Linked DNA regions of Mus musculus: region 2 is linked to region 1. Evidence: chromatin loops called from intact Hi-C (ENCODE). Cell type or tissue: left cerebral cortex. All regions are shown on one strand.

Region 1 (8,000 bases):
TACAGGCCACTTAAAATGCCAAGCTTCCCGCTCTCATAATGCCAGGAACGTCAGGAGGCCACCGGCTTTAAAGCCCTATGCAACATAAAGCCACGTGTAAAACCAACACCTACTAATTAGAAATTCTATTAAGAATTCCTTTGGTCAGATCCAAACTCACGAATACACGCAACTACCCAACTCCTGAAGTGGCCAAGCTTTTACTCCAAGGTAAAAGAGACCGTTTCTACCTAGACGGCTCTACCACTCCAGAGCTCTAAATGCACAGAATGTAAACATTTGTGCACACTGATCCCCAGGCTGCAGTGAAAGCACGAGGTAGATGCTGGCCACAATTACCTCCCATCTTTCTGAACCTGGACAGCTTCCAAAATGAGACTTTGGCACATAAAAGGAAGAATATTTTGAGCAGGCAGCTTCGTGCTAATTTTTTTTTTCCTTCTGTTCTTCCTGCTCTATACCAATTCTTGGAAAACCATCACAAGAACAAAGGATGCTTCCGCCCACCTCTTTGATTAAACACTCCATCACCGGGACTGTTACGTACCTGCAGATGCCGCACCTGCATACTGGGAGTTCAAACTGCAAACACTGCTTTATGTAAATGTAAAAGCACACAGGGGTGTGTGTGTGTGTGTGTGTGTGCGTGTGTGTGTGATTCATGTTCCTATGTGTGAATTTTAACAGCCATTGTTCATGGAGGGCTACTGTAGAGTTTATTGGCTAGCTTTAGTGCTTTTCTAAGTACCAAAATTAGCACCAGTGGAATCTAATGCTATCTCTTTTGGGTATCTGTTGTAAGAAAACTAGGGGCCAATAATATGGACAATGTCCACTATCCATCTTAAAAAATGGAATTAACTCCCCCTTCTGACAACACTCTTCTTAGGCTCTGAAGGAGGATAAAACCTTAAGAATCTGCCAGAAGAGGTTGTTTATGGCGGTAGGATAGACTCTGTAGTTAGCTACTGTTATCTTTTCTGATGCAAACAGCCTGAACTTACAGCCCAGCTGGGTCCCACTGCTTTTCCTTCAGTCATTCAGATTTTTAATTTATATGCCAGAAATTATTAATAAATATGGCTTGCCAGATTCATGAGCTAAAACTGCAAAATCCCCCTCCAGCCCCCCACCCCCGCAGCTGTGAGGTTTGGCACAGAAAAAAAGTAACAAAGGTAGGTGTCTGATGAGACACTCGCTCTTATCTTTAGGCGAGGTAACTTGTTTTCCTCTTAGTTTTGGAATGTTACTTTCCATGCGGGGTAAACAAGACCAAAGACCAAGTAAGCATCAAACTTACAAAGCTTCAGTGTTGCGAAGCCTGCACACAGCACCCAGGACTTCCCAGTGGGTAGCGGGATGAAGAGGACCCAAGCATCTCCCCCACCTCAAGCAAAGGCTCTATCTTCTAGTCCAGCTTAACCCAATGTGGAAAGTTCTGCAGAATGACCCAGTGGAGGCATCCTCTGTGAAGACACTAAGCTTAGGAAGTGTTCAGGCTCCCAGGCACTTGCAATCTGCTTGCTTTATCCCCGTGGATGCCATTTAAATGAATGCGTTCGGTCTGAGTTATTTTGAGGAAGACTTTAAGCCTAAACCTCTAAATGATTGTCTCTAGTCTAAGGAAGCTGCCTCCTCTCGGGCTAAGAGCCAAGAAAGGAACACAAGAATCTAAGTGCTAGCAGGCTGAGCTGGAATCCCACGGGGCTGGGGAGTCAGGGTGGTATAAAACAACGTTCACAACCAGGTGTATACTTAAGAAAACAGTTTGTCTAGAAGGCCTACAGGATGTGCACCACTCTGCATCCTGTGTTTATGCTGCTGTGTTTTCTAAGTCTCCCCCAGAAAACCAGGAGGCAGAGTCTAACCTGTCACCTTGGATCCCATCCCACTGGGAGAGAATGTCACTGTCACAATCTCTCATCTTGCAACCACTGTATGATTAAAACAAAAGGTGCTCCTGAAGACCCTAGGGAGACAACGTGCTCTCTGGTTTAGAATCATGCAAACATCAAAATATCCAGACATAATTTATACATACGGTTATACAAAAAACACCTTCAACATAAAACGAATCATCCTTTCCAACATTTTTTAAAGACCCCAGAGACATAAATCTGCATGCTAAGGAAATGACCCCCAAAATGCACACATATACTTAACTTGCGTCTACAAAGAAGGCAGAGAAAAAGACTGCTATTACTGTGAACATCAAAAGGGCACCTAGTTCAGTGACTTCAGTTCACTTCCTGCTGCTTCCAGGCAGGACGTCTGCCTCCAACACTGGGAGCACCTCCATCTCTCTCCTGGTTAAGCCTGATCTCGATCCCACGAGCAAAGAAGCCAGGCAGACGTTCCCAAGCACTCACATTACTGACAACAACGGAGCCACACTATAAAGATGTTTACCAAAATAGCTCTTGGCCACGCCGTCCCCTCCAACACTTGCAACGGCTACTCTCAACACGCTGGACATGCCAGTGAGGACGACACCAAATTACAAGTCCAAGTCCACTGTTTCATCTCCACCCCGCCCACCAATTCCTACCTAGCCTTTGAAATTAATAATGTCATTCTAAAAGGCAAAAGCTTGCAGGAGAAGAAACTCGTTTTTCAGGAACCAGTTTTCATTCATTTGGCTGCAGTCAAGTGGCCGCAGGAGGAGGTCTGCGCATGGCCTCCACCGCCCCCCAAAGCCGGCTACGAGGCACCCTGGGGAACCGATCCCACGCGCTGGGCTTCCTGGAGACTGCTAGGAGCCGGGATATTATCCCCAACCTGGTTCCTCGCACCCACCGATACTTGCCCGGGCGTTACACCGCAGAGGGGAGGCAAGTTGCTCTCCCAGTGCCGTTCCCACTCCAGCGACTGTTCTGCCTCGAGAGCACCTCCTGGGCTTAAGCCTCAGCCAGGGTGGCGGGCGCCGGCTCGATGCTCCCAAGCACACCCCGCGGCCGACTCCCACCGCCCGAAACCCGGGCGCCCGCAACAGGTTTGGGGTTGCAGGGCAAACTTACAGTAGTGGCGGCTGGCCTCTGCACACAACCGGCTGCGGTTCTTGCCTCGGTCACCCGCAGGGAGCCGACGAAGGGCGTCTCTGTTCCAGGAAGCGGTGGCGATCGCCGGGGAGAAAGGAGCGCTGGGAAGGGAGGCGATAGCGTCCGGGGTAGTGGCTCCCGGGCTGGTTTCGGCAGGCAGCTGACCTCGGTCTCCGGATCTGCTGCTACGGACCTGGCGCCCCGGCCGGGCCAAGCGTCTGCCGGCGCGCGCCTAGCCAGGGGAGAGTGAGCCTGCGGCGGCCGCGCCGCGGAGGAAGGCGGTCTGCACGCAGGGGGAGGGAACGGGGTTGCGGCGTGAGCGCTGGCGGCCGCCTGGCGTCGGCTCCGGGTCTCTGCAGCGCCTCCGTCGCGCCGCTGGCTCTGAGGCTGCGGGAGCTGACTGCGCCGGGCCACCGTGCGCCGGCCTATAAGTTGCGCCCGGGAGGGGGCGCGTATGCAAAGAGACTCGCTAGGGGGAGGAGGGAGGAAGCGCGTCCACTACGCGGGCAGGAGCGGGAGGAGCTGGGGGGGGGGATGACGGGGGGGGCGGTTAGCCGGAGAGGAACTAGGGGAGTGGGGCGGGGAGCGAACGGAGACAAAGCGGACGCCCTCGCTCAGCAACGGGCAGCTGCAGCCCTCGGGGACCGGGAAGAAAATAAGTTTTAGAGGCTCGGAGGGTCTTCGCCTCCTCGGGTCAACCCCATTCAAGGCTAGGTCGGGGGCTGGGGCACCCAACTCAGGGGAAAGCAGCCCTAGGCGCTTTCCTGCGCTCGAGGGTGCCGGGATCCTAAGAATGCTCAGTGGAGTAGCCAAGGCCAAGCTGGGGATCCACCGCTCCCGCATGCACTCACTGGGTTAGACACCCCAGCGGCAGGCAGAGCCTAGTTCCCGCAGGAGCAAGGGAAGAAGCCTAGGTCTGGACCTCGGGGAACACTGCAGGTTGCGCAAGTGGACATTGGGTTACTTGCTGGCAAGAGGCCAGACTCCAAACTCTTGTGGGGGGCTTCCTTCTCCACCCCAAGTTGGTGAGGAAGCCGCGGCAGGACTCTGTCTCGCTCGGAGCTGGAGCCGCAGCAACCCCAGCTGGGTCCTGAGGGCCCACGTGTTTCGCAACCAATCGCCCAGGGCCGCTAGATTCAAAGCCAACTCCTCCAAGGAGCAGACACGCTGCCTCCTCCTGGTAGGGAAGATGTCTGTTACCTTCGGAGACTTGGCCTTTCCTGGGTTTGGTTGGTTGGTGGAGTCTGGAGTTCAGTCAAGAAATAGCGTGTCCCCCCCCCCCAAAAAAAACAACAACCATCACCCCACACACACACCTAAAGTCTCGAGGGCCTAGCAAAAGAAGGAACTCTATCCTAAATAAATAAATAAATAAATAAATAAATAAATAAATAAATAAACAAACGTGGCCACAACTGTTTATGACTCTCATTTTTGACTCTCTGTGCTGGGAGCTAAAACGACACTTTGAGTTGGCTCTTATTCGGCATTTGAGATATGTAGGGACGAATTGTATAGATTATTAGCCCAAACCCTTTATTGTGCAGGTGAGGAAAGAGAGGTCTTTGGCGATGTGAATTGCCTGGCTGGAGACCTGCAGGGCCTCAGTAGTGGCCAGGGAGTTTGCCCTATCCTCTTCATCTCCCCAACGCTTCGCCCCCAGTCTTCCTTTTCTTAAGACACCAGGCGTAGCAATGGTTTAAACCGGCGCAGGAGGCTCCACATGGCGCTTCCTGAGACCACAGACTGCTGAAACCCGCAGGGTTGGTCCTTTATCCCAGCTCCCTCTCTCTGGCTTCCTCTGCTATTGAGGCTGATAGATTTTGCTCATCGCAAAGAAAGACAGTGCCCTCTTAAGTCCTTTCTTAGCATTAACTCGTCAGCCTCACGACAGCCTTTTCAAATCTGTTTCCTATTTTAATTTTTGATAGCGTCTTGGCTCCATTTTGCTTTACAGAGCCAGGGAAAAAGCTCGAGGGATTCAAGGTAAGAACCAGGTGTGGAGGCCCCCAGGGGCAGCAAGGAGCCAGGCAGGCAGAATTCCGTTCCCAAGGAGAGAAAGATTACAACCAATAGAAAGCAAACGGATGGAAACGGAGTTCGCATCAGAGATAGGCTCTGACGAGAGGAAGATAGGAACAGGTCTCCGAGTCTTTTAAAAGCATATTTCTATGTCCTGTGGAGGCACCAAAGCCCACTACTGTGCACTTTCTGGCCCTTTTTCTTTGTTTTCATCTGTCTGGGTTTGGGTCAAACACAAATATGTGGGTTTAGGGCACTAACAGTTCATGTGTACCAGTGGAGTGGAACACTGTTCCATTAAGAAGTTAGCACATCTTCTCTTTTGACAAAATATGCCTGTCTTTCTCCCAAAGCCACCTAGAACTGCTGCTGCTGCCTGGAAGCAGTATATATACCTATGTCAGCTGGTTGGCTGGGGGTTTTGCCAGGAGAAGTCAGCTGGCAGAGGATAGATAATCGTTTCTATTGCATCTCCCACCTGGAAGTTGCAGCATCCACAATGAAGTAAACAGTGAAGTTCGCTTCTCTTTGTAGAGTGCTTGGCTAAGCAAGAGGGCTAAAAGGATGCTAAGTCCAGCTGTTAGCTGCCGCTGTATCTTTTCTACCTAATGTTACCACTTCCTGTGCTTCAAATCAAGAAAACAAAATCACAGCCTAGAAACTTCTGAAATGAAATCAGTGACCATCCACATCCCTTCCTCTGCTAACGGGAGATAAGCAACTTCCGGTGACGGAATTTGTTTATATAGGTTACACAAACCAGGAAATACTGAAAGACACAGGAAGTGAACTTATATTTTAGAAAAGTGCATGTTTCCAGTGACCCTCAGACATGAGCCAGAGTATGAAAATTCTTTCGACTGCTGGGCGGCTTCTAATGCCTTTCTCACGGCTGAGAGTGATTTGCAACTTAGTGGATTTATGATCATAGAAACTCAAACTATATCTTTTTATGGTCTCTCCCAGCCAATGGCAAAAGTCATTCTTATCACCTTGTTCACAGGAAGCAAAGGTGAGTCGTGTGCGTGTACAGGAAGAAACCGCTCCACAGGATTGTGATTGCCCTAGACTACAACAGACAGGGCCGGATGCCGAGGTGTAAGACCTCAGGAGAGGAGGCCACTCCTTAGCTTTGTACAGCAGCCTGAGCTTGATTCAGGATGCTAGTTAGGCTGGTCCCGCTGGCCGCTGGAAAACTGTCTTTGCCTGGCCTTGGGACTCTAAACCAAGGTTGTTTTGAATGCTGTTAAGAAGCTGTGCCCAAGGCTTTGGCCTTGTTATCTTCCTTAACGATATTATTTTGCTAGGCTGCAAAATCAGCAGCGTGGGGTTAAATGTATTAGCTGCCTTCAAACCTAATCTATCTTCATTCATTCCTAATTATTCTCAGGCTGAATTAATGAGAGTGATTTAATTAACACCATACAATCACAGTACCAGGGACTGGACAGCTCAGGGGATTAGACCAAACTGGGCCAGGCAGCTGCCACCCGGCCACTTACAGGTTCCCAAAGCCTTACCCAAATTCAGACATGTCCCCTGCTGGGATTCCAGAAGGGCCCCCTTTGTTCTTTGAATCACTTCCTCAGTCTGTGTGAGGAAGATGGCAGCCCTCCTACCTAGGCTTTGAGAACCAGGCCCAGTAGAGTCAACATGGCAGAGGGCCAAATGCCCACCCAAGGTGTGATGACTAATCTTTATTGTTAACTCGGCTGGATTTAGAACCACCTAGGAGGGCTGGTGAGATGGCTCAGTGGGTAAGAGCACCCGACTGCTCTTCTGAAGGCCCGGAGTTCAAATCCCAGCAACCACATGGTGGCTCACAACCATCTGTAATGGGATCTGATGCCCTCTTTTGGTACCATCTGTATGTAATAGGATCTCTTCTGGTGTGTCTGAAGACAGCTACAATATACATAGAAATAAACAAATAAAAATTTAAAAGGTTTTCAAAAAAAATCACCTAGGAGAGATATACCTTAAGGCATGTGTCAGAGAGGGCATCTACAGAGAGTTTCCATTGAGGAGGAAGACCCTGACCCTGAATGGAGACAGAGCCATCCCACGGGCTTGTGGTTTCAGACTAAATGCATTGGGGGTGGGGGGAGCTGACCACTGGCATTCACCTCTCTCTGCTCACTGAAGATGGCAGTGTGACCAGCCATCGCACACTCCTAACCCTGCCTCCTTGCAGTGGACTATATTTCTTTAAATTATGAGCCCAAATAAATCTTTTTTTTTCTCCCTATCTTGCTTCTTTTCCAATACTTGGTAACACCACCATCGACAAGAGAAACACCTAGAATCTGTACTTTTCTTTTTATCAGCTTGAACCTCTGCTAGGAAGTGGACATTCAGCCGGGATGCCATCTCCTGGTCACACGTGTGGAAGGGAAAGGAGAAAAAAGGAACTTCCAAGGACTGGGACCCTTACGGAAGCCCCTCCTTCTACACCTTCAGCTACCGAAGGAACACCGGCAGGCCTTGAATGTGTTCTCTTATCCCATGGGGACCAGATTATTTTTGGTCTTTTAGTACTAGACATTGAAGTTAGGACCCAGAGCATGCTAAAGTCACACTCTACCCCAAGCTGCGCTCAAAGCTCTTGGAGCATTGGCTTCAGGCTTTCTTGTCAGGAAGGACAGCGACACCTGCTATATGTTCAAACCCACAAGGTCTTCCAGTCTTTTGTCTTTTATTGATGCTGTCTTCCTGTTTTACACTGGAGCCATTGGCCTATTACTGATGATGAAGAAATAATTCTTTTCTGTTACTTTAAAAAAAGAAGCTGATACAAAAAGGATTATTTTTAAAAAACATTCTTTAAAATGAAGCAGCTAGGGAGCTGGAGAGATGGCTCCGTGGCTAAGAGCACTGACTGTTCTTCCAGAGGTTCTGAGTTCAAATCCCAGCAACCACATGGTGGCTCACAACCATCCA
Region 2 (8,000 bases), 310 kb before region 1:
TTTAATCTTACAACAACAAATAAAATAGCTGTCAAAATATCACAGTAGTGGAAAGAGCCAATTGGAGGGAAATCTTTCTTTCTGTCCAAGAGAATGAAATCTCTGGTCTAGATGGAGAGCTAACACGCAATTGGGCAGGTTGGGTGATCTGGTTAAGGGACCACCCCCAGGAAGGCAAGTTCACCCTAAACCCTGCTGAAGAGGAGGGAGGAATAATTATCCTTTTAATGAGATACGGTACTTTTCCTTCATTTCCACCTGCTAGCACAGTCCTACAAGGCAATGTAAAGTTCTGCTCTGTCTACCCACCTTTGTTTAGACTCAGAAAGGCTTAGCTTTTCTTTTGTCTTCTTTTTCTGTCTCTCTCTTTGAGCTGCTGAGGAGCCTAAGTGTGATTTTTTTCCTGGTACTTTGGGTTTCCTTACTCTCTCCTCCCCACCATGTGGCTGCTCCTCTGCCATATGGCTGAGGCTCCATGCTGGCTGAGCTGCTTCACCCTTTTCCTTCTCCTCTCCAAGCTCCTCCTCGGGCAGCTGCCAAGGTTTAGTTTTCCTGCTCTTGGGAGGGAGTGGTGGTTTCTTCTCGTGGCCTTCCTTTTTTAAGATTTCTTCTCATGGGCTGGTGAGATGGCTCAGTGGGTAAGAGCACCCGACTGCTCTTCCGAAGGTCCGAAGTTCAAATCCCAGCAACCACATGGTGGCTCACAACCACCCGTAATGAGATCTGATGCCCTCTTCTGGTGTGTCTGAAGACAGCTATAGTGTACTTACATATAATAAATAAATAAATCTTTAAAAAAAAAAAAAAAAGATTTCTTCTCATTAGGTAGTATTGGGGAATGTGATGTCTATACATCACGTGTGTGGCTATGTGTGGGACTGTGGGTGCCCATGCATCCGGAGGCATCAGATCTCCCAGGGTTTCTTCTGTTAATGCTTGCCCCGCTGCCTGCTATGAGCTATCTAACCTGGGTGGTGGGCACCGAACATGGATTCTTTGAAGAAACAGTACACTCTCTTAATCCCTGAGCCAGACCAAGATTTTTCAAGAAAATTGTCCCCCAAGCTTCTGTTTGAGTCTGTCATTAAATTATTTTATGAATGGGATTAAGAACCCCAAAAGGGACTTTGATTTCCCCTGTACCTACGTGCTGGCTCCTGTGGAACTCACTGAAATTCCAGTCAACAGTGACAACAGGTGAGATTGCCGTCGGCCCCAAAGGTACTTTTCCAATGAGCACTGACGATACCCTGCTGACAGTATTTAGCTTTTCTGGCAGTCTTTCATTTTTCTGTCACTTAGGACTGGCACAGAGCCCTGAGAGACACCCACTTTGCCACTAAACTGCAAAAATGATCATGTCTACTAGGGAGTTTGAGAAGGGGCTACTTGGGCGTAGGGTGGGGCTGTTCATGCTGATGTTGGAAAAGAGTGCAGCCTGGGAACCGGAAGCCAAGAGCAATGGCTTCCAGTTGAGTGTGTTTTCCTTTTCCACACACGTTGTCTTCTGTGAGCAATAGTCATTAAGAGTAGCCATCTACTCTGTGAGTGCCTTAACAGTGCAACTGGGCCAGAGGAGCTTGCGAATGAGTCACCTGCCAGGGAGTGTGCTGAGGGGCCATCTTCAAAGCCACTGAGAAGGCCTCTCCTAAAAGACGGAGGGTAGACCAGGCAGCTGTGGCAGAGTTGCCAGCAACTGGCAGGACCATGGCAGCTATAGAACATTCTAGTCACGCATAGTCTTTCCACAGAAGATATGGCGGCAGTGAAGAGAGACTATGCCTCCTCCAGATTCAAAGATGGATTTATTTCCAGAAGTATCTGCCCTTGCTGGATTTGGGTAACGCGGTTTCATCACTAGGTTCCATCAATGCATTGTCCAGACTGGGGTGGGGAGTAATTCCGAGTAGAGAAAATGCTTAGCATTCTTAACACACTAGGTTATGTTCCCAGGACTGTAGAAAAATGAAATGCCAGTGGGCTGTGCCCATTGCTTAGTGAGTGTCTCTGATATTGTTAACTTGAAGAAACTTGAAGTATGGGCCTCTGCTCTGGTCTCTTCCTCCAATGTTGATGTTTTTCTCAACTAAAAATAGTAGCTTCCTGCTTCCCTGCGATCAGGCGCCTTCAACATCAATGTTGAAATATTTACTTCAGCTGCAGGAAAACGAGTCTGTTATGTCTCCACGGCTCGGCTGGCGGAAGCAAAGTTTTCTTGGCAACACCCCTGCAGCAGCCTGCAGGAAAGGGTCACCCGAATCTACAAAGGGGCAATCGGCAAAGACTGCCTTTCTTCTCTCTTCTTTTTCCCATTTAGCTCTGAGCTATGAACATGCTTAAAAGCACAAGTGAGGGGGCCAGCTCTGAATGCTCTTTGTTCTCAGAGATAAGTTCAAAGATATCAAAAGTCACCCTCTAAGGCTGCAGGGAAAATGCTTTCTTTCTACTTAGCTTTTTTTTTTTTTTTTTTTTTCAAAAAAGTTGAAAGTCTACAGGCTTCCCAGAAATTCAAAGGTAAGAACCAAGAAGGTAGCTGAAGATTGTTTCCTGACATTGGAAAAATAGTTTTCCTTTTCTTCTTCTTCTTCGTTTTTTTTTCCTTTTTTCTCCCACTGCCCCCCAACCCCCACAGGCAAATCATATTCATGCAGCTGTGCCTTCAGAACAATTAGACACACCTAGACAACCAAAAGGCCATGCCAAGAAACTGTCCCCAGGACAGAGACAGTGAGTGTTCTGACATCCTATGCACCGGTCGGCTTTTTACAATCTGAGGCCCTTCCACGTATGTTTCCCACACATAAAAAAAAAATAATAATGCAAGCATCTGACCCATATGCCAGAGTGTCTTTTTCTCTCTGTTGCTGGCCAGAGCAGCTGGGAAAACATAACCTAGGACTGAGGAACCCTCTGACACATCAGTCCACCGAGGTCCTTGGGACATGGTCAAAAAGATGTCTGGATCTTTAAAAGACACTGATTGTTTAAAGAATGAAATCATTCCTCTGAAACCTTAACTCAGCATCATAATTGGACCCAGAAAGACACTGCGAGAGTCTCACCGAAAAAGACCCGTGTGTGTGTGTGTGTGTGTGTGTGTGTGTGTGTGTGTGTGTGTGTGTGTTGGGGGGTCGTGTATGGAGGCCAAAGATCAACTTTGGATACCCTCCCTCACATGGTCTCCACTATTTGATACAGGGTTTCTCATTAGCCTGGAGTCCCCATGTCATCTAGACCTCATGGCCATTGAGCCCCTAGGAAATCTGTCTGCTCTATTGACCCCGGTACAGGAATCACAAGTATGCACTACCATGTAGCTCTTTAACATGGGTACTAAGAGTCAAACTCAGATATTCAAGCGTGTACCCTACTGACTGAGCGGCTGTCCCAGCCCACCTCCTTTTTTGTTTTGCTTTGACTCCTATTCACAGAAAAGAAAAGCCTGACGCCAGAATAGGGTGATGCTGGTGGGGTACTGGAAGAGGACCCAGATGAGGACTCATGAGTCCTGATGCATACCCAAACTTGATGTTAGCACCTATACAAAAAACAAGGCAGGAAAAGTCTATTATTAAAAGGGCTACTGGGCATGAGGCCATGGGTCAGTCTCCAAGCAAGCCTCTGCTGTTTATCATCCCAGGCCACGAATTAGAAAGTGTGATAAAACCCTTTGTTACCAGGCAGAGAGGCTAGGCAAGGACGGAAATAATCAGTTGCCATCTGGGCCTGTCATGACCTAGGGACTTTGATCCCAATCAGTGTGTTTTCTACAGCTTGTGGTGTCTCCACATAGTAAGGCTCACAAAGATTATGAACTCACCGGTGTTCGTCTCTATTTCATATAAAAGCACAACACAATTCAGTAGCTAACCCCCACTCCCCAGTCCCAGTCAGTTGCTTTGCTTTTGTCTTTTAGACAGTGTCTCGAGATCTAACGGTGGCTGGCATGGGATTCATTATCTAAACTGAAACTCAGGGAGACCGAGCTGCCTCTGCCTCCTGAGTTCTGGGATTAAAGGTGTGTTTCACCACACCCAGACCAACATCGGCCACCCCACCCCACCCTCCCTAGCACCAATCTCACAAGTGCATGGATTTCAAACACTGCCACCACACTTGGTTTTCTTCCTATTTCAAAACAGCGTTTGGGTCAAGCATAGATGAATCAAATCAAAGAAAGAATAATAGTTTCAGGCTAGTTACTCCATGTCCCCAAATGAACAACTAATATTGCTACTGTCTGCAAAAACATGATCTAAACAAATAACAACAGTTTTTTAAAATCCCCACGGTTATCCAGTATGCACACAGAACACATTAGTTTCTGGCAATATCTCCAGGAATTAATTGAGTATAAAATACCATGCAGAAATGGGGGTACTCTAGTGGAAATGAAGAAGGGTAATGGTTTTACAGAATACAGAGTCAAGCCTTACATCTCATGCCCTTCCCTTGGTTCCCTCCCTCCCATGCCTCCTCCTTCCACAGAGACAGCAGGGCACAAGGAGGAAGTTGCCAAGATTTTTAAACAGAGAGCATGATTTACAGATGAATCACGGCCATGTGGCCTACTGCTCTGTCAGAACTCAGGAGGGAGTCGCTCTCGGGTGGTAATGGCCTCATTACGAATGTTATGGAGGCGGCAGTGCGTCTTCTCTGAAAGATAAAGCAGTATTACCCACACTTCACAGGGCAAATTAAATTCCTTTGAGTTATTTACCAACTTGAAGTCGGTGTTGTTCTCTATGAGCAGAAGTTTCAAAGGAAGATTATGCTAATACCTCAACAGAGTGGCTCTCTCGTCTAGCAGGGTGTCTCCTAATAAGATGCCCATCTGCTGCCATACCTTCTGCTTGGCTGGCCGGTTGATCTGATGGCCTTTGGTTTTGTGTGCTCTCTTTGGGAAGAAGAAAGCATTATTGTCAGCTTTAGACCTACCAAACTGTACAAAATCTTGGAATTTCTGGCCCAGATCTTATTAACTGAGTACCTACTATGTGCCTGGCTCTATCTTTAGTCAATCTATATATGATAACCTCATTTGAAGCCAAAAACCATCTCATGAGGTAGAAATAGTCCACACTATATAAGCAGCTATACCACAAAATGAGAATTCCTACCCAGGTCAAGTGATAGTAAATGATAAAAAAATGTGAGCCAGATGTGGTACTGCAGACCCATAATCCCAGTACCCAAAAGGCTGAGGCAAGAGGATAGTAAGACCAATCTGAGCTATAAATCAAGAGTTCATCCAGTGGAATGGGTGAGATGCAGGGGAAAGAAAAGGGGAGACTATGAACCCAGCTTTCCTCAATAGCGTCAGAACCAGGAAGGAGCAGCCATACCGTCTGTGATCTGTAGCCACATAAACTTGTCTTCAAATATGCAAAGTGTGAAGCCAGCATCTGCTCAGGATGCTCACAGAGCCGTTGTTGTCCTTCCCATCACTGCTCCTCTCAGAAGCCTCCTTTCCTTCTCCGCACATGACAAAACCTACAACTGAACATCAGGTCATATACAATGGCCAGTAGTCAAGGTCCAGTTGGCCTTCTGTATCTGCAGATTCAACCAGCAGTGGATCAAAAATGCACAGAAAAAAAAAATGGCTTGTGCTGGCCGTGTTCAGACTCTATTATTCCCTAAGTTATGCAGCAGTTATTTACATAACCTTTATGTTGTACTTGGTTTTATATGTAATCTAGATGTGATTTACAGTGTGTGAGAGGGAATATATGGATGATATGCAAATGCTAGATCATATACTCACCTAAAGCACCTGAGCGTTTTGGTATCTGCAGGGGTCCTAGAACCAATCCTAAACCCATTACTAAAGAATGACTGCTGTCTTAGTTAGGGTTTCTATCACTGTGGTAAAACACCACGGCCAAAAGGAATTAGCGGAGTTCATTTCAGCTTACAGCTCTACATCACAGTCTATCACCTAAGGAACTCAGGGCAGGAATGAAAGGCAGGAACCTGTGGGCAGGAACTGATGCAGAGGTCACGGAGGATTGCTGCTTACTACCTTATTACACTTAGCCAGCTTTCTCACCACAACTCAGGACCACTTGCCCAGGGATGGCACCACTCATAGAGCTGGTCTACCTACATCAATCAATTAAGGAAATGCCCCACAGGCTTGCCCACAGGCCTTTTCTCAGCTGAGGTTCTCTCTTCCCAAATGACTCTATATTATATCAAGTTGACAAAAGAGGAGGAGGAGAAGGAAGAGGAGGAGGAGGAGGAGGAGGAGGAGGAGGAGGAGGAGGAGGAGGAGGAGGAGGAGGAAGAAGAGGAGGAGGAGGAAACAAAAAAATAATCCTAGCCAGAACATCTAATGTTTAACAAGCAAGTCAACTGCCCAGTGTCACCAACTGTCTAGTACACACTTCCTCTTTTCCTACTTGGTCTCTTGGTCAAGAGATAATGATCAAGAAAGTAATACGTAAATAAATAATAAAAACAAAGTGCAGAGTGATAGAAGGATCCTGCATCAACCTCTGGCTCTGTATGGGCACCACCTGCATGCATACACATACACACATATGTGCCCCCTACTCACATAAGAAGCATACAAGCTTCCATTTAAAACCCAATTGTTTATATATATTGCTTATGACTTAGAGAGGAAGTGTCAGCAAGATACAAATAAGATGTTGAATGTCCTTGGCTCTTACAAATACAGTAAGAAGTGAGGGAACGCATCGAGGCCACTGAGAGTGAAGTGATTGCCAATAAATGAAAGAGCAGGGTGCTGAGGAGGTGGCTTCAAGAGTAAAGTGCTTTCTGCACAAGCATGAGGACAGCACCCAAGTAAAGGCTGGGCATGGCCGTGTACATTAGTGACCCCAGCTCTGAGGGCCAGAGACAGGTGGATTCTGGCGGTTACAGTCCAGCCCAAATCGTCACCACCAGATTCACAAGAATCCCTGTATCAGAAAAGTAAAGTGGAGAAGTGGTTGAGGAAGACACTCTGATGATGGTTGACCTCTGACCTCTATTATGAGCCCATAAGTTCACTAGGAGAGAGAGAGAGAGACAGAGAGAGAGAGAGACAGAGAGAGACAGAGACAGAGACAGAGACAGAGACAGAGACAGAGACAGAGAGAAAGACAGAGAGAAAGACAGAGAGAGAGAGAAAGACAGAGAGAGAGAGAAAGACAGAGAGAGAGAGAAAGACAGGGAGAGAGAGAGAGACATGCACTCACACACACATATACACACATATATACACACACTTATGCACATATATACATACACACACAGACATACACACTTATATACATACATACATATACACACATATGTATATACATACATACACACACTTCAATTTAAACAAAAGTTTATGTATGTATGTATGTACATGTGTATGTAAGTAGTATGTATGTATGTACATACAAATATGTATGTCTTGTGTCTTGGCTGTGTGGACACCAGAGCCATCACAGACAGCAGCCCTTCCCACAGGACTGTGGTCTATCGAGCATAGGGTTGACTCACTGGAGTCTTTTTAGGTACTTACTTTCTCTTGTCTTTGTCTCCCCTGCAGCCCTGAACCATGGCAGATGGATTTTAACTGGATGTCTGTGAAGAATCGCCTTTAAACTGAAAACTCAACTCAAGGGGCAATGGCTCTCAGTTCTGGAGTCAAGGACAAATCAACATGTCTCAAGAACTTAGAGGAACTGTGTAAAATCAGGTTTTGCTCATAAGGGACTGTCCAAGCACAAGAATGAGAATAGTTTCCTTTAATTACATTCCTGGTACATTAGAGCCAGGTCAAAATTCTTACCATTTCACAGCCATTTATAAACTAATTGTGTCAGCCAGCTTTTTATTACTACAACAAAGAGCCACTTAAAAGGAAGAAAGGCGCACGTAGGCTCCCAGTCTCAGAGACTCCAGTTCATGACTGCTTAGCCATGTGATTCTATGAGGCAGTATATAATCCCATGCAGGGGTCTCACGGTGGAGGAAATCTCACCTCACAGTTGCTG

Evidence for each region. Peaks named below come from ENCODE experiments on the same cell type or tissue, not always from the same donor. Only the 100,000 strongest peaks of a DNase experiment are listed, where the experiment ranks them.
Region 2: a loop joins it to region 1, with 4 times the contacts of the local background. A loop is called at or near these places in 8 of 42 quality-filtered maps.

The regions. Positions count from the first base shown.
Region 1 is chr13:97,236,547-97,244,546 of GRCm38, reverse strand. Enc1 (ectodermal-neural cortex 1) reads right to left here and starts at 3,442. Exons shown (of 3, transcript NM_007930.4): 1 at 3,018-3,442. In left cerebral cortex, CTCF peaks have their summits at 3,381, 4,209 (motif pointing left) and 4,883; DNase peaks (open chromatin) are centred at 3,882, 4,125, 4,823, 5,450 and 5 more places; H3K4me3 peaks cover 4,574 bases; H3K27ac peaks cover 5,004 bases.
Region 2 is chr13:97,542,865-97,550,864 of GRCm38, reverse strand. No RefSeq gene overlaps it. Among named protein-coding and RNA genes, the nearest start is that of Gm41029, 8.2 kb to the right of the region's middle. In left cerebral cortex, no CTCF peak of the experiment used is centred here; DNase peaks (open chromatin) are centred at 478, 1,322, 2,121 and 4,546; H3K27ac peaks cover 4,363 bases.